2 separate regions of the Homo sapiens genome follow, and region 2 is linked to region 1. Evidence: read pairs that join two places in POLR2A ChIA-PET (ENCODE). Cell type or tissue: MCF 10A. All regions are shown on one strand. Links, peaks and the distances in the headings refer to the core of each region. The heading gives the core; the rest is flanking DNA.

Region 1 (8,321 bases), core at 81-8,080:
TTCACCATGTTGGCCAGGCTGGTCTCGAACTCCCGATCTCAGGTGATCCGCCAACCTTTGGCCCCCCAAAGTGCTGAGATTACAGGTGTGAGCCACCACGCCCGGCCTATACTCAAAATACCTTTGTCTTCTGCATCCAACACTGATGCCTCACGTTCTACAATTCAATTCCTAGGGTTCTCTGTCCGTTTTTAAATGCAAACACTCCTGGTGGGGGCCTCTGGCACTGCACTGTGGTTGAGTTGATCCGATGGGGATTGAGAAGGAGAATCTGAGCCCATCTGGCTGTACCACCATACCCCTAATCTCCCAGCTTTGCCCCAGGAGATGTCCTAACAGGGGGTGTGGCATGGGACCGGGGTGAGGAGCAGCTCTGAAACCTCCCTATGCCACTGCCTCCCTTGATTCTAGCCTTGTTCCCACAGAGGGAGGAGGCAGCTGCAGTCCTTCCCCAAACTGCGCACAGCACCTCACCCATGCGCTCAGTGCTGCTCACTCTGGTGGCCCTGGCAGGTGTGGCTGGGCTGCTGGTGGCTCTGGCTGTGGCTCTGTGTGTGCGGCAGCATGCGCGGCAGCAAGACAAGGAGCGCCTGGCAGCCCTGGGGCCTGAGGGGGCCCATGGTGACACTACCTTTGAGTACCAGGTGTGCAGCCCCAGAAGCTGATTGAGCAAAGGAAATGCAAGGGGCCTGGGAGTCTGGGTCTTGCGTGGACTAAGGGTCGGAACTGAATGGGGAGTGAGCCCTCATCCCTGGGAAGGTCCAGTGGAGGCTGGAGAAGCCCCAGTGGGAGGGAGTATGGTAGGGGCCTTTATGAACGCATGGGAATTGGGAGCATACAGTGCCTAAGGTTCTTCTTGGTGCTGTGCTTCTGGGGCTCTGGGATTCCACTCTGTCATGTCTGAGGTTGACATAAGCACCACCCAAGCAAAACAGCCCTGGAAAGGATCAGGGCCAGGCAGAAGACCATACCCCAGAGGAGCTGAGTTCCACTGAAAATCAGTCAAGGGCAAGCCTAGGAGCCCAGAGTTGAACCCAGGGCCCTGTTGAAAAGTTTCAGGGGACTCTTGGACCTCACCTGATTCTTCCTCCACAGGACCTGTGCCGCCAGCACATGGCCACGAAGTCCTTGTTCAACCGGGCAGAGGGTCCACCGGAGCCTTCACGGGTGAGCAGTGTGTCCTCCCAGTTCAGCGACGCAGCCCAGGCCAGCCCCAGCTCCCACAGCAGCACCCCGTCCTGGTGCGAGGAGCCGGCCCAAGCCAACATGGACATCTCCACGGGACACATGATTCTGGTCAGGACAGGGCCTGGGCCCAGAGTGGGTGAAGGAATGGGATGGTGAGAGAGGCCAGGCTGGCTGTGTGGGCCAGAGCCAGACCGTGGTGCCCCCACAGGCATACATGGAGGATCACCTGCGGAACCGGGACCGCCTTGCCAAGGAGTGGCAGGCCCTCTGTGCCTACCAAGCAGAGCCAAACACCTGTGCCACCGCGCAGGGGGAGGGCAACATCAAAAAGAACCGGCATCCTGACTTCCTGCCCTGTGAGTGAACCCTGCTGGCCCACCTGGCCCAGCCCTCTCTCTGCTGCGAGGTCTGGAGGGCTTGGGGTAAGGGGTTGGGCTTCTGGCTCAGGCTGAGTGGCAGAGGTCCCGCGATGCCAATGACCAGAGGGCCATCTGGGGTGGGGTGTCGGGTCTGTGCAGATGACCATGCCCGCATAAAACTGAAGGTGGAGAGCAGCCCTTCTCGGAGCGATTACATCAACGCCAGCCCCATTGTGAGTGGCCCTGACTCCAGCCCCCACCTCTGCCCCATCATTATCCTGGCCCTATGCACTCCATTTCCCCGTGGTCACCTGCCACCCCACCAACCCCCTGGAGTGGTGGGGCCTGATATCCTAGCAAGGGGGAACTGCCAGCCTTCTCAGACCCTGACCCACTTGCTCTGACCACGCCTGTCCATAGTGGCATTTCCCACACTGGCTCATGGTGTATCTTCCCTGCCTCCAGATTGAGCATGACCCTCGGATGCCAGCCTACATAGCCACGCAGGGCCCGCTGTCCCATACCATCGCAGACTTCTGGCAGGTGGGCTCTTAAAGGGAGGGCTTCGCTGGGGTCCTTGTGGCCACGAGGTCCCAGGGAGGTTAGAGTGGAGCTCAACTGGGTCTCTGTCCCTAGATGGTGTGGGAGAGCGGCTGCACCGTCATCGTCATGCTGACCCCGCTGGTGGAGGATGGTGTCAAGCAGTGTGACCGCTACTGGCCAGATGAGGGTGCCTCCCTCTACCACGTATATGAGGTCAGCAGGGCCCCACAGCAAGGGGACAATGGATGTGGGAAGAGTAGATGATGGCCTTTTCGTAACGTTTTCTTCACCAAATGAGCACTCAACAGTCTTTTTAAAAAGGCTTTTATTGGCCCTGCTCATGATTCATACATATATGAATATATATAAACACATATATGCATACCCATATATTCACATATATACATGTGTGTGTCCTGTTTACAGAACATACATGTGTGTGTGTGTGTGTGTGTGTGTGTGTCCTGTCTAGAGTCAAAAAGCGTTCATAGAGACTTATGATAAAGGCACAGAGATCAAACTATAAAACCACCAAAACCGAGGTAAGAAGCTAACAGCTAAGTGTATATTAGACAGGGAAGATAAGGATACCCAAAGACTGAGATTAAGACCTACGTTAATTGAACCTAATTTAGCTCTGAGTTTCCTGGTGGCCAAAGCAAAGAAAGACATACCACCCGTTACATACGTTACTAATGTAAAAGAGAAACAAACTTTTTCATTAGGAGAGAGACTAGGTGGAGGGGTGGAGAAGGAGGGGGAACTGGGCAGAGGCCAAGCAGGGGAAAGAGAAATATTTCAGACAAATGGGAGAACGTGAGTCCCCACTAAGACAAAAAAACCTTAAGAACACAGCAGAAGCTTCTCATCACCAGATGAGCCTGAATAGTAATTTTTTCCCCACCAAATAAGCACATGACGGTTTTTTTAAAAAGCCTTTCATTGGTCCTGCTGGTGGTTAACGAAAAAAATCCAGTAAGAATACTACAGAATTTCATCCAAGTTTATGGCACGTGTAGCACCGATACTCTGGTAGACCCTGCGAGGAAGAGGGAGGAGAAACTCCGACCTCGAGAGGCTCACAATAGCTGTGTCTGGGTGGAAAAGCTACTAGTGGTCCTGAGCAGTAGATAAGTGACAGGCAGCCAGGGTTCCTGGGACCGCTGGAACTTAGAATTTGAACCGGCCTGGGAGGCCGGGCGGTGGTTGGAGAGACCGAGAAGGTCGCGAGGAGAGCGCGCGCAACGCGGGGACTGGGGCAGCCCGCGGCGCTCAGGCCTGGGCCCCTGCCGGGCAGGTGAACCTGGTGTCGGAGCACATCTGGTGCGAGGACTTTCTGGTGCGGAGCTTCTACCTGAAGAACGTGCAGACCCAGGAGACGCGCACGCTCACGCAGTTCCACTTCCTCAGCTGGCCGGCAGAGGGCACACCGGCCTCCACGCGGCCCCTGCTGGACTTCCGCAGGTGAGCGCGGGCGCCCCCGCCTGGAGGGACCGCATGGGCGGGGGCGGAGCCGGGGTCCGCCCGCCGCTCGGCCTGGAGCCCCGGGTCGGGCCTGGAGCCTCGGCCTCTGACTTCTGGCCGCCCGCTCCAGACCCCACGCTCCCACCCCTAAAAGCAGGCCTGAGGCTCCGGCTGTGCCCTTCCCCGAGCCTCCACCACCCGCGTGGGCCAGCTCCGCGCCGGCCGCTGCTGCTCTGCTCCCTCCCTCTCACGCTCCCGGGACTGGCTCCTTCTCCTCCACCTGCTTCCTCCAGAGGGCCCTCTGCTTTCTGTCTCCCCTCCCTCTCCAGGACCCCTGCTTCCTTTCTCCTTCCAGTTCCCTCCTGCCCCGCTGTCTCCAGGCCCTGCACTGCGCTGCCTTGCTGCCCCCTCCGTCTCTCACTCCCGCCTGCCCGTCTCCCCTCCTTCATCCCTCTCCGTCCCTCCTTCATCCCTCTCCGTCTCTTCGCCTCTTTTTTCTGTGTCTTTCATTCTTTTTCCTTTCCTCTTTCTTCCTCTTCTCTCTCCCCATCTCTCTCTCACTCTGTCTCTGCCTCACCCTTTCCCTCTCTCTCCATTTCTCCCTCTCCGCGCTTCTCTTCCTTTCTCTCTGCCCTCTCCCCTGTTTTTCTCCACCTCCTTCCCCTGTCTGCCAGTTTCTCTCTGCTGCTCTGTCCGTCTCTCCCTCTCCCTCCCGCTGCCTGTCTTTCCTCTCTCTGTCCTTCCCTCTCCCTTCTTCCCTCTTTCTCTCTCTCCCTCACAGCTGCCAGTGTCATTTTTGTGATCTGCAGCTAGTATTCTCACTCCAGTTGCATAGTCACAAAAGTGATCATTGGCAGGTGTGGCTGCTGCATGGACAGACAGGACATGTGGCCCGGGGACCACCCCGAGCTGGGAGCAAGGGGTACAGGGAAGAGGCAAAGACTGTCGAAAGGAGTGTGGGAGGATCTCTGGATTCTGGGGGGCTCAGTGGAGCAGGTGGGGACTAGACAGGGGCTACCTGAGGGACTTACCCTTTTCCAACACTGACACCAAGACAGGTCAGCCCTCCAGCGTCCCCTGCTTTTCCTAGCCCCAGACAGGTACTTGGGAAGCCCACTACCAAGGGCAGGGGCCCACCCACACTGCGCCCTTCTCCTGGTTCTCTGTCCCTTGCCAAGCTGGCCTGATGTCTCTAGGTACTGGACAGAGGAGCAGAGCTGGGGGTGGGGACATGGGTATAGTTTCTGAACCTCAGGACAGCAGTTTCTAACTGGGGTCCCTGAGGCCTGAGACACAGGCGTCTTGAAAGCAGTGCCAGGGTATCAGAGCTATTTCCTTTTTTCCATATTTAAAAAATCCTGGTAGAACTAGTGCATGGATCTGTTTTAAAGCTGCACAGATAAGCTAAAAGATTGCTTTAGGCTGGAATTATGTAAACTCAGTTGGCATTAGACATCCAGAACAAATAAACTGTTGCTTAAGAAATGCAGTTCGGGGCCGGGCGCGGTGGTTCACACCTGTAATCCCAGCACTTTGGGAGGCCGAGGTGGGTGGATCACTTGAGATCAGGAGTTCAAGACCAGACTGGCCAACATGGTCAAACCCTGTTCTGCCAAAAATACAAAAATTAGCCAGGCAGGGTGGCGAGCGCCTGTACTCCCAGCTACTCGGGAGGCTGAGGCAGGAGAATCTCTTAAACCTGGGAGGCAGCAGTTGCAGTGAGACGAGACCGTGCCACTGTACTGCCACTTGGGCAACAGAGCCAGACTCCCTCTCAAAATAAATAAATAAATAAATAAATAAATAAATGCAGTTTGGTCAAGCCCCCCTAGAAGGAAAACAAATTAATAAAAGAGACCCTAAGAAAGTGACCCTGAGTAAGTTCCTTGGCTTCCCTCCATTCCGCTACCTGTGAGATGGGGATGATTACACATACTTTAGAGCAGAGGTTCCCAACCTTTTTGGCACAAGGGACCGGTTTTGTGGAAGACAATTTTTCCACGGCTGGGAGAGGGGGTGGTTTGAGGATGAAACTGTTCCCCCTCAGATCATCAGGCATTAGATTCTCATAAGGAGCTCACAACCTAGATCCCTCACATGTGCAGGTCACGATAGGGTTCGCACTTCTGTGAGAATCTATTGCAATGGCTGATCTAACAGGAGGCGGAGCTCAGGTGGTAATGTTCGCTTGCCTCCTGCTATGCGGCTCGGTTCCCAACAGGCCATAGACTGACACTGGTCCATGGCCCAGGGATTGGGGACCCCTGCTTTAGAGGGCTGTTGCAAGATTTGATAAAGTATGTAAAATCTAGTGTAAGTGCCTGATACATAGCAAGGGCTCCGTTAATTCTAGATGCTGCCTATTATCATTATTAAATGAGCAAAAACAACTATTGTGATTACTCTTCTACCCTAGCCCTCTGACGTAACAGCCAATGAGCTAGAAAACCATGTGGACTCCTATGAAGCCATTCTAAGTCACCTGGTCCTATAGCTGAAGGACTGTGAAGTTCCAAACTTCAATCTGACAACCCCTAAGAAGGTCTTCCCTGGTTCTGGCTTGCAGGGATATCAGGAGTATGCAGGTGACTCCCAAAGCAGAAAGGTCATAAAGGACAAGGGCAGGTTAGATGGGTCCATTGAGAGACGGAGAAGCCCCCTGCTCCTCACTGAGTTGTGGTCAGGGGCAGTGGAGAAAGGTCTGAGGTCCAAGGGGACCCCAAGTCTGAATATAACGCAGCCACAGAATGCCTGTGCTGAAGTGAGACTGCTCCAGGGAGACAAGCAGTAGCACAATGTCCCGAGTTGAGGGGTTGGGGTTGTCCTCCCCTGGCCCAGGGAACACTATGCCCAGGGCAGCCTGATGTCACAACTGGTAAGGACCACTGGAGCCTGAGTCGGGAGGAAAACAGCCTGGGTGGTCATAAAGAATGGCAGAGGGCCAGAGCAGGGATGTGGCAAGACTGACACCCTTGAAGTCACCAGAAAGCTATCCCCTTGGACTTGGGCAGAAGTGTCTCTTAATATGATGATGTATTATCATTAATAGTTGCCACCTGCTACCATGTATTGAGCACCTATTGTGTGCCAGACCTAGCACTTAGCTCTTTACATGGGTTATCTCATGTGATCATTGTAAGAACCCTAAGGAGGTTTTTCTTACTATCCTCCATTTTACAGGTAAGAAAACTGAGGCTCAAAGAGGTTAAATCAGTTGTTCCAGGTGCATAGCTTGGGCACCTAGCTTGCAAGTGACAAGGCGAGCCCAATGCCACCCACACCAGCTCTGGTTCTTTGCCTCCAGCCCTGGCTCCTTTCTCCAACCATCTTCCCTCTCTGCCCCGGGCAGGTGGGGAGAAAAGGAAGAAAGAGAGGCCCACGTCATGTGTTTCAGCTTCCCTTTCCCTCTCTGCTGGTGCCCACTGGCCCTCACACCCATTTCTTGTTGCAGGAAGGTGAACAAGTGCTACCGGGGCCGCTCCTGCCCCATCATCGTGCACTGCAGGTGGGTGGAGAGGAGATTCATCTCTCTGGTCCCACTCCCTGTGTGCGTCTCCTGTGCACATTGCCTGCCTGTCCCCTTGGTGCTAGCAAACTGCAGGCATAGTCCAAATCCAGCACACCACCTGTTTTTAATGGCCAAGACCTAAGCGTGGCATTCACAGTTTTAAATGGGTGAAGAAAAAAGAAGAAAAGTATGTGATACAAACTGTATGTGGCCCACAAAGTTGAAAATATTGACCATTGGCCCCCTATACACAAAAAGCTGGCTGAAGGCTAGAGAGGCCCATCCAATTCCCTCCTGCTGCCTCTGCTTCTGGGCTGAGCCATGGCTCTCCTCTTTGGTTGTCCCATTGCCCAAATGACACCCACAGGTCACAGACTCCCCTCTCAAGGCCCAAGTCCCAGCGTGCAGGTGCTATGAGCTTTCCTTCATCCTCGGCTCACTGTCCCTCTCCAAGCCAACCCCAACGGGTCACCCAGTGTCCTCCCCTCCCCCAGGCCTCCAGGCCTCCTCGCCTCCTCCGTCCCTCCCCCTTTCTGCTGCATCTCAAGCTAAACCTGTCACTAACTCCTGTTTCAGTGATGGTGCGGGGAGGACCGGCACCTACATCCTCATCGACATGGTCCTGAACCGCATGGCAAAAGGTAGGGAGCTTCCCCACGGTGCCCGCAGCCCCCAGGCCCTTTTTAGAGGCTCCCCAGCACACAGGGTCCTGGGAGCTCAGAAGGAGCAGGTTGTCAACCTCCAGGCTCTGCCCAGCCCTCCAAGGCTCTTTGCCTCCAGGAGGCCTCAGGTTTTCTGGGTCCTGTCCTCCTCTGGACACCCCCTGAGCAGCCCCATCCCCACCTCCATCTCCAGGAGTGAAGGAGATTGACATCGCTGCCACCCTGGAGCATGTCCGTGACCAGCGGCCTGGCCTTGTCCGCTCTAAGGTGACCATGCCTTCCTGCCCCAACCCCAGCTCCCACCCTTCCCTAGCACCCACTTCTTGGCCACCCCAGGGAAAGCAGCAGCTGCCAACCTTTCCCACCTGCTTCTGCGCCTCCTCCAGGAGGGCTCCCTTCCTCCCAGGGGACCTGCCCAGGGCCCTCCCCCCACCAAAAGCCCCCCATCTTGAGGGCAGAGCACAGGTCAGCCCTCTCCATGACCATCCTACCACTGCCCTTCCTCAGGACCAGTTTGAATTTGCCCTGACAGCCGTGGCGGAGGAAGTGAATGCCATCCTCAAGGCCCTGCCCCAGTGAGACCCTGGGGCCCCTTGG
Region 2 (8,321 bases), core at 66-8,065, 88 kb after region 1:
GGGGGCATGAAGTCCCAGGGGCTTCTGGAGGGGACCTCCCTTCCCATCCCGTCCTCTCTGTGGGCTGGTGGCAAGGACCCTCGGGGTAAAACTAATGGTTAGGACTCACACTTTTCTCCTCACCCCAGACACGAGGCTCTGTTGTCCCGAGGTGGGGTGTATGCTGACATGTGGCAGCTGCAGCAGGGACAGGAAGAAACCTCTGAAGACACTAAGCCTCAGACCATGGAACGGTGACAAAAGTTTGGCCACTTCCCTCTCAAAGACTAACCCAGAAGGGAATAAGATGTGTCTCCTTTCCCTGGCTTATTTCATCCTGGTCTTGGGGTATGGTGCTAGCTATGGTAAGGGAAAGGGACCTTTCCGAAAAACATCTTTTGGGGAAATAAAAATGTGGACTGTGCGAGGATCACTGTGGCTTTGTGGGATGGGGTACTGCAGCGGGCCTCTACCCATAAGTCAGATGAGCATTCTTGACACGGCTTTCCTGTTTGAGGTTAGAGAGGAGAGAGAAACACACCACTTGTACGTTTTATCAACTGCCAAGATCCTTTATTTTTTCCAGGCCCCTTCCTGCCCACTCCACATCGGGGCAGCTCCAGCATAAGGGAGATGACATGATGAAGGGGCTAAGAGTAGGGCCTGGCCAGCATCCACTGAGGGCCCAACCAGGGAACAGTTGCTAGCCGCTCTCTTCCATGCAGCTGGAGCACTAGCAAGGCCTTCCAGAGGCTCCCAGGGCGACCTCCACATCACTCCCGCTTGTCTCTGCCCTCCAGGGTGCTCCGGGCCTCCTCTCCCTGTGTACCCTAGAGGTGTGAGGGCCACAGTCCTCCTCAGGTGAACCTCCCTCCCCAAGCCCAGGGCCCTAGCACAGGCTGCAGTTGGACGGCTTCGAGCTGCGGCTCTGGGCCTAGAGCAAAGAGAGGGGAAGGAGGGGAAGACACAGTGCAACGTCAAGGAAATGAGGGACAGCCCTCATTTCAGAGCTCAGCATGGGCTGGAGTCATACTGAAAACCAGACGATAACCACCATTCCAAAACTCTGCACCACTAGGAAGAACCCCCATCCCTGACTTCTTCCTCCCTTCCACTGCAGCATATATCTTCAGCCCAGCCTCATACCTGCTGCCGCTGGTATTCTGCCTCACTGGCTGACAGTGCTTGTGCTAAAGCTAGGTCTTCTTCCTCCTGACAACTGGGAGGGAGAAACAGTTTAAGTTGGATGATGGTAAGATCTGAAATTTGAACATCTGATCTGTGTGTGTTGGGCCTCATGGTGCTGAGCACTGCTGAGGATTATCTCAATCTTCATAGCAACACTACAAGGTGGGTATTAGTATTGTCCCCGTTTTATAGAGGAAATGAAGGCTCCATGGGTTAAATAACTTGTCAAAGATCATATAGTTCATCTTAATTTTGAGACCAAGTTGCCAGCGATTATCTTGCATTGTGTCAGAGTGGTCCCACCTACCTGCCTCCAGACCAAGCCCTTGCCCACAGCTTGCGCTCTCTTTCACAAGAGGGTAAGGTACCTTGGAACCTGGGGTTTGGTTTCTGCCAGGGACATTTCCAGGGCCCGCTGCAGAGCTTCATCCTCACTCTACAAAGGGAGAAAGAAGACCAGCGTCCTTGGACTTCACTCTCTGTGTGTTTGTTTCTGTCCATCCAACCTCTGCCCAACTCACCAGGCCATTCTGCAAAGCAATCACTGGAGGGGCTGTCCAGGACGGAGATCGGGTTGTGGCTCTACGACAGACATTGAAGAGGTGGAGGTCAGAGGTGTGAAGGGGAAAAAGGGGGAGCAGGGAAACGGGCAGGCCTACCTGCTGGGAGAGGTACAGGAAGGCATGGTTTGACTTGGGCTGGGGACAGTGCTTGTAGAAGCCACAGCTTGTGCTCTGGAGATGGCAGCAAGTCTGTAGGGAAGAGAGATTTTTGGCATGTCTCCAAGAACTAGCCTTACCCAGGAAGTCAGGAGGGGAGTTCTGGAAAAACATGCACTTGAAAAGGAAGCTAAAAGACTCCCCTAGCCGACAGGGTAGGGTTGAAGCTCCCCAATTTATAACAACAGAGCTTGAGTCAGTTCCAAAAGAATGCTTCCCAAAAGCAAGTGGAGGACTTGGCTGCCATTACCCTGCCCGGCTGGTTGGGTGCCCCTCCCCAGAGCAATCATGGTCCAGTGGATGCCGGTGCTTGATGCAGAAGTTTCGGCTACAGCGTTCACAGGTCAGTTTCATCATTTCTCGCTGCCGGCAGCCAGCGCGTTCACACTTATTGGTGAAGATCTGAGGTGAAGTGAGAAGGTTGTCTCTGCTGAGACTCTGATTAGCTGTTTGGGTTTCCAGGCATCCGTAGTCCCAGCTGGGTTGTGGCTGACCCCTACAATGTTTACCTTACGTTTTTGCTGTGCTGGATCAGAGCGACAGTCTCTGTCAATGTGCTCTCCCACAGCACGGTCAGGGGGCTCCCCTCTGGCCACAGGCACAGGCACATTACAGAGAGGGCACACAGGTACCTGGATATCCTGTAGTCAAGGAGCAAGGGTCAGTCTGTGGCCCACTCCAGTCCAACAAATCTCTGGTCCTGAAAGAACTTGGATATGACCCACCACAAACACGCAAAAAAACAGTGTTTCCCAGCACTGACAGCCTCAGAAGGACAAAAGGGAGAAGAAACGTGAGACACAGATTTGGGGGATTCTGCACGCATTCTCCATCTGCCTGCTTTCACCCTGAGGATCGCCCCCTCACCTTTTGGTAAGCAGATCCACAGTGATGCTGGGCGTAGGCCACATGGTCTGCGCAGAAGATGCCTGAGCAGGCATCACACTTAAGCGGCAGAAAATCTGCAAAGAGTTGGTCGGATTGCAGGTCCAGCGGGACCTCGATGTCCTTCTCTCTCACTCAAGTCTTCCACTCGGGAAGGAAAACGCCACCCTATTTTCGACACACCGCCCCTTCCCAAGCCCATTACCTCCTTGGCCACGCCCCCTCTGCCGCTGACCACCCCCCCCCAGCTTCAAGCCCCGCCCCCCGGCATTGCCAGCCTGGGAGCCCACCCTTCCCTCCCAACCTGCGGTTCAAAGTCCCTGTCCGCTGGGCCCCGCCCCCCGCGCGCTCCGCCCCTCACCCAAGCGCTGACAGCTCGGCTCCGAACAGTGAGCGCCGAGGTCCGGAAACTCCATCGCCAAGCCGGGCAGGGTCTGCTAGGAGAAGCGACGAGTGCTGAGCGTCTTTAGGGCTCGTGCTCGAAGTCCGCACCGCGACCCCGCACTCTGGCGGGCTCCCTGCCCCGCCCCTTCCTCTCCCCCGCCCAGCCCGGGTTACCGGAGCCCCCGCGCCAGCCGGCCCCCGGCGCCCGCTCCTCCCTCGGCGCGCGCGGCGCGCTGACGTCATCCCGCAGGGCTGGCGCGTCCGGCGCAGTCTCCGGGCAGCCGGGGAGGGCCTCGGTTGAGCCCCGCCCCGCCTCGCCTTGCTCTAGAAGGCTGAGTCGGAAGACTGTCCCGAGGCGAGAGGGTGTTGATGCGCGGCTCCGCCACCCTGGGCGCGGGCGTAGCTCCGCAGAGGAAGGCCAGCGAAGGCAAAGACGGATATCTTGGGGGATGGAAGGCTGGGTGGTTTGGGGTCTTTCACAATTCGGTCCTTAGCCCGCTTCACACACGATGCCCTCCTCCTGGCCATTTTGTTCACGGCCACGGCTGCCCTTCGCCTCCACGAGCTGACAGCTCCTGTATTTCTCTGAAGTACAGACGTCTCTAGAGCTGCAGATCCCTCCTCAGTCTGAACTAGGCGCACCTGCTATGTGATCTTACTTCTTCCATTCTAGCACCCATATCACTAATGCGACCAACCCCTATATGAGCATACTGGGAAATCAGGAACCACGTCTACCTTGTTTCGTGTTAGGTCCCAGCACCTAACAGTGCCTAGAACAGTGTGGTCCTCAGTCTTTAGTGTGAATCCAAATCGCCTACGGAGCTAGTTTAAAATGCGGATTTCCGGGCCCTGGAGCTTCTAATTCAGTAGGAAGCACCTGAAGGAATTCTGACACAGATTGCCATGCACCACACTCTGAAAAACCCTAGCCTAGAATATTCTTAGTAATTATTGAATGTAGCCAGGACTACAGGCACAAGCCACCGTGCTCAGCTAATTTTTAATTTTGTAGAAATGGGGTTGGGGAGGGGTCTCTCTTTGTTGCCCAGATTGGTCTCGAACTCCTGGCCTTAAGTGATCCTCCTGCCTTGGCCTCCCAAAGTGCTGGGATTACAGACGTGAGCCACCACACCTGACCAATATAATTTTTTTTTTTTTGAGACACAGTGTCACTCTTGTCACCCAGGCTGGAGTGCAGTGGCATGATCTCGGCTCACTGCAACCTCTGCTTCCCGGGTTCAAGCGATTCTCCTGCCTCAGCCTCCCAAGTAGTTGGGACTACAGGTGCACACCACTGCGTCCAGCTAATTTTTGTATTTTTAGAGACGGCGTTTCACCATGTTGCCCAGGCTGGTCTCGAACTCCTGACCTCGTGATCTGCCCGCCTCGGCCTCCCAAAGTGCTGGGATTACAGGCATGAGCCACCACTCCCAGCCAATATTCTTTTTATTTTAAATTGCATCCAGGACTTTATAAATGCTTTTATTTTGTTTCAATATATAACTGTCAGATTTCAAATAATTTTTTCCCAGTCTCATTATAATCATTTGGTTCTAAGAATTTTGTTTATTCATTTTTTTTCCTCTCTATATTCATCAGTACAATTTAGAATTGTAGGCTTCCAGTCCCGGCATGGTGGCTGACGCTTGTAATTTCAGCACTTTGGGAGGCTGACGCAGGAGGATCGCTTGAGCCTAGGAGTTCCAGCCTGGGCAACATAGTGAGACCCTGTCTCTACAAAAATAGAAAGAATTGTAGGCTTTCAGTTTGGAGAAACGTGTATGGAGCAGACTAAACAAAGATAAACACTGCCTCTCTCCCCACTCCCACTTTACAAATGCTCAGATAACCAAAGCCTTGTGGAACTCAAAAAATAAAAATCTTCGGATCTCATTTTTGAGCATGAGCCAGAATGCTTGAAGTGCAAATGTAGTCATTTGTTCTTATGTTGCTATACAGAAATACCTCGCTAGGCATGGTGGCTCATGCCTGTAATCCCATCCCTCGGAGGCCAAGGTGGGAGGGTCACTCGAGTCCAGGAGTTTGAGACCAGCCTGGGCAACATAGTAAGACCTCCCTCTCTACAAAAAAAATTTTTAAAAAGTTAGCTGGGCATGGTGGCATCCACCCGTTGTCCCAAATACTCGAGAGGCTTTGGTGGGAGGATTGCTTGAGCCTAGGAGCTCGAAGTTGCAGTGAGCTATGATTGTACCACTGTGCTTCAGCTGGATAACAAAGTGAGACCCTGTCTTTAAAAAAAAAAAAAAATCTGAGGCTGGTTGATTTATAAAGAAAGAGGTTTAATTTATTCATGGTTCTGCAGACTGCATAGGAAGCATGGTGCCAGCATCTGCTCAGCTTCTGGTGAGGCCTCAGGAAGCTTCTAATCATTGCAGAAGGCCTAGGGGGAACAGGCATGTCACATGGCAAGAGTGGGAGCAAGAGAGAGAAGAGGGAGGTCCCAGAGTCTTTTCAAAACCAGATCTGATGTGAACTGAGTGAGAATTCACTCATCACCAAGAGGATGGCACTAAGCCATTCATGAGGGGTCCACTCTCAGGTTCCAATCACCTCCTGCCAGGTCCCACCTCTGACATTGGGAATACATTTCTTTTTCTTTTCTTTTTTTTTTTTTTTTTTTCTTTTTTGAGACAGAATCTCACTCTGTCGCCCAGGCTGGAGTGCAGTGGCACAGTCTCAGCTCACTGCAACCTCCGCCTCCCGGGTTCATACCATTCTCCTGCCTCAGCCTCCCAAGTAGCTAGGATTACAGGCGCATGCCACCACGCCCGGCTAATTTTTTGTATTTTTAGGAGAGATGGGGTTTCACCGTGTTAGCCAGGATGGTCTCGATCTCCTGACCTCGTGATCCGCCCGCCTCGGCCTCCCAAAGTGCTGGAATTACAGGCATGAGCCACTGCGCCCGGCGGGAATACATTTCAACATGAGATTTGGAGGGGACACATATCCAGACCATATCATGCCATAACAGACTTACCTCAGAGACCCCAGCGACCACGATAAAAGTGAATGAAGCTCTCACGGTAGTATCTCTCTTCCCAGGCAAATATTTTTCTGACTGATGGGTTATAGTCCTGACTAAGCTCTCTGTGCTGATTACCAGCCCAGGGGCTTTCTCACTGGGTGATGTTCTCATCCCACGATTTAAAAAGAGTGCCCGCACAAACCAAAGTCACCATTCCCCAATGTAGCCTCCTTGCTTCCTGAATAAAAGAAGCCAGGAGAACACTGAGAGAGAAATCAAATAACATTTTGCAACTTGAATTAGCTATTTTAGGAGATATCAATTAACAACTGAGCATTACTTAAGTCTCTTTTATTGTAGACCAACAAAGCATACACAGACCTGCTAAGCAGCCTTGCGCTTTAGCTGTGGGTAACTGAGCTGCAGCCTCTCATTGGGACAGTAGACATAGGTTCCTCTAAAATTCGCAGGCATAGTCATAGCCAGACGCCAGTTATTTTAGCTTTAGCAGGTCTAAAGCAGACAAGGTCAAACTGAGGATAGCCAGAAAAGGTGTCTTGGCTCCAATTCAACTTGAATATTAGTTTAATGGTATTTGTCTCAGTGGTTTTCCGCCTCTCAATTGACTCTTAGTGAAACAGTGCATATAGAAATGGAAGGAAAAGGCCAGGCACGATGGCTCATGCCTATAATCCCAACACTTTGGGAGGCTGAGGTGGGCAGATCACCAGAAGCCAGGAGTTCAAGACCACCCTGGCCAACATGGTGAAACCCTGTCTTTACTAAAAATACAAAAATCAGCCAGGCATGGTGGCAACAGAGCGAGACTATGTCTCAATTAATAAAGAAACAGGAAAAAAAAGAAATGGAAAGAAAAACTAGCACTTATTGTTGTGTCCTGCTCTTCCTCATGTGTTAGCTTATTTAATCCCCTGTGAAAATCCTTTGAAGTAGGCCGGGCACGGTGGCTCACGCCTGTAATCCCAGCACTTTGGGAGGCCAAGGCGGGCAGATCACAAGGTCAGGAGATCGAGACCATCCTGGCTAGCACGGTGAAACCCTGTCTCTACTAAAAATACAAAAAATTAGCTGGGCGTGGTGGCGGGCACCTGTGGTCCCAGCTACTCGGGAGGCTGAAGCAGGAGAATGGCGTGAACCCAGGAGGCGGAGCTTGCAGTAAGCCGAGATTGTGCCACTGCACTCCAGCTTGGGCAACAGAGTGAGACTCTGTCTCAAAAAAAAAAAAAAAAAAAGAAAGAAAATCTTTTGAAAAAGATATCATGTATCCCCATTTTGCAGATAAAAAATCTGAAGTTGAGAGAGATTAAATTACTTGCTACGAAGTCAGAATCTGGACCTAAATTTTTGTATTGTCTTCAGTTCTATGTTCTTTCCATCATACAAATTTGCCTCCCAAAAATCTACTCTTGGACCCTCCTTAACTACTGAAAAGAGGAATCTTTTTTTTTTTTTTTTGAGATGGAGTATCGCTCTGTCGCCCAGGCTGGAGTGCAGTGGCATGATCTCAGCTCACTGCAACCTCTGCCTCCTGGGTTCAAGCAACTCTCCTGCCTCAGCCTCCCAAGTAGCTGGGACTACAGGCGCCCGCCACCACACCCGGCTAATTTTTAGTAGAGATGGGGTTTCACCATGTTGGCCAGGCTGGTCTAGAACTCCTGACCTCATGATCCACCCACCTCTGCCTCCCAAAGTGTTAGGATTACAGGTGTGAGCCACCATGCCCAAGTCAAAAAAAGGAATCTTAAGTGATGATTTTTCTCAGAGTGTTTGGGGAAAATCCCAAATCTCTCCGTGGGTTATCAAAAATCAAACACCTTATCAGTGCAAGGTATTTAAATATTTAAGTGAAGTACCAGGATGCGGAAGCTGATTGAAGCTGGTTTCAGATCCTAGGAGATTAGTCGGCTGGCATGACTGCCTTCCCTGAGTTCTGCCTTGCTCCCTTGGGTGTGTGATACACAATCTTTGTGACAATGCTCAGCCGTTTGTCCTCAGGTGCACTAGCTCTCCCGTGAGCTTGAGAGGTGACAGCGTGCTGGCAGTCCTCAGAGCCCTCGCCTGCTCTCGCACCTCCCCTGCCTGGGCTCCCACTTTGGTGGCATTTGAGGAGCCCTTCAGTCCCCCACTGCACTGTGGGAGCCCCTTTCTGGGCTGGC

What was found. Peaks named below come from ENCODE experiments on the same cell type or tissue, not always from the same donor. Only the 100,000 strongest peaks of a DNase experiment are listed, where the experiment ranks them.
Region 2: POLR2A ChIA-PET joins it to region 1 with 11 read pairs; 18 of 35 experiments call an interaction of 5 or more read pairs at or near these places.

Annotation. Positions count from the first base shown.
Region 1 is chr2:219,290,208-219,298,528 of GRCh38, reverse strand. PTPRN (protein tyrosine phosphatase receptor type N) reads left to right here. Exons shown (of 23, transcript NM_002846.4): 13 at 426-644; 14 at 1,096-1,296; 15 at 1,397-1,544; 16 at 1,707-1,780; 17 at 2,013-2,090; 18 at 2,184-2,303; 19 at 3,388-3,554; 20 at 7,006-7,059; 21 at 7,639-7,703; 22 at 7,918-7,991; 23 at 8,232-8,321. The coding sequence ends at 8,303. It overlaps MIR153-1 (microRNA 153-1), which reads left to right and starts at 4,329; the gene lies at 4,329-4,418. RefSeq lists an enhancer at 3,388-3,682 and a silencer at 3,373-3,872. In MCF 10A, for the core only: a CTCF peak has its summit at 3,535 (motif pointing right); a DNase peak (open chromatin) is centred at 3,508.
Region 2 is chr2:219,201,854-219,210,174 of GRCh38, reverse strand. ZFAND2B (zinc finger AN1-type containing 2B) reads right to left here and starts at 3,393. Exons shown (of 9, transcript NM_138802.3): 1 at 3,133-3,393; 2 at 2,754-2,848; 3 at 2,396-2,527; 4 at 2,137-2,288; 5 at 1,827-1,919; 6 at 1,689-1,749; 7 at 1,536-1,603; 8 at 1,126-1,198; 9 at 527-913. The coding sequence starts at 3,187. The coding sequence ends at 869. It overlaps ABCB6 (ATP binding cassette subfamily B member 6 (LAN blood group)), which reads left to right. Exons shown (of 19, transcript NM_005689.4): 19 at 129-403. The coding sequence ends at 237. RefSeq lists enhancers at 1,935-2,434, 3,552-3,801 and a silencer at 3,102-3,501. In MCF 10A, for the core only: no CTCF peak of the experiment used is centred there; DNase peaks (open chromatin) are centred at 3,104 and 3,444.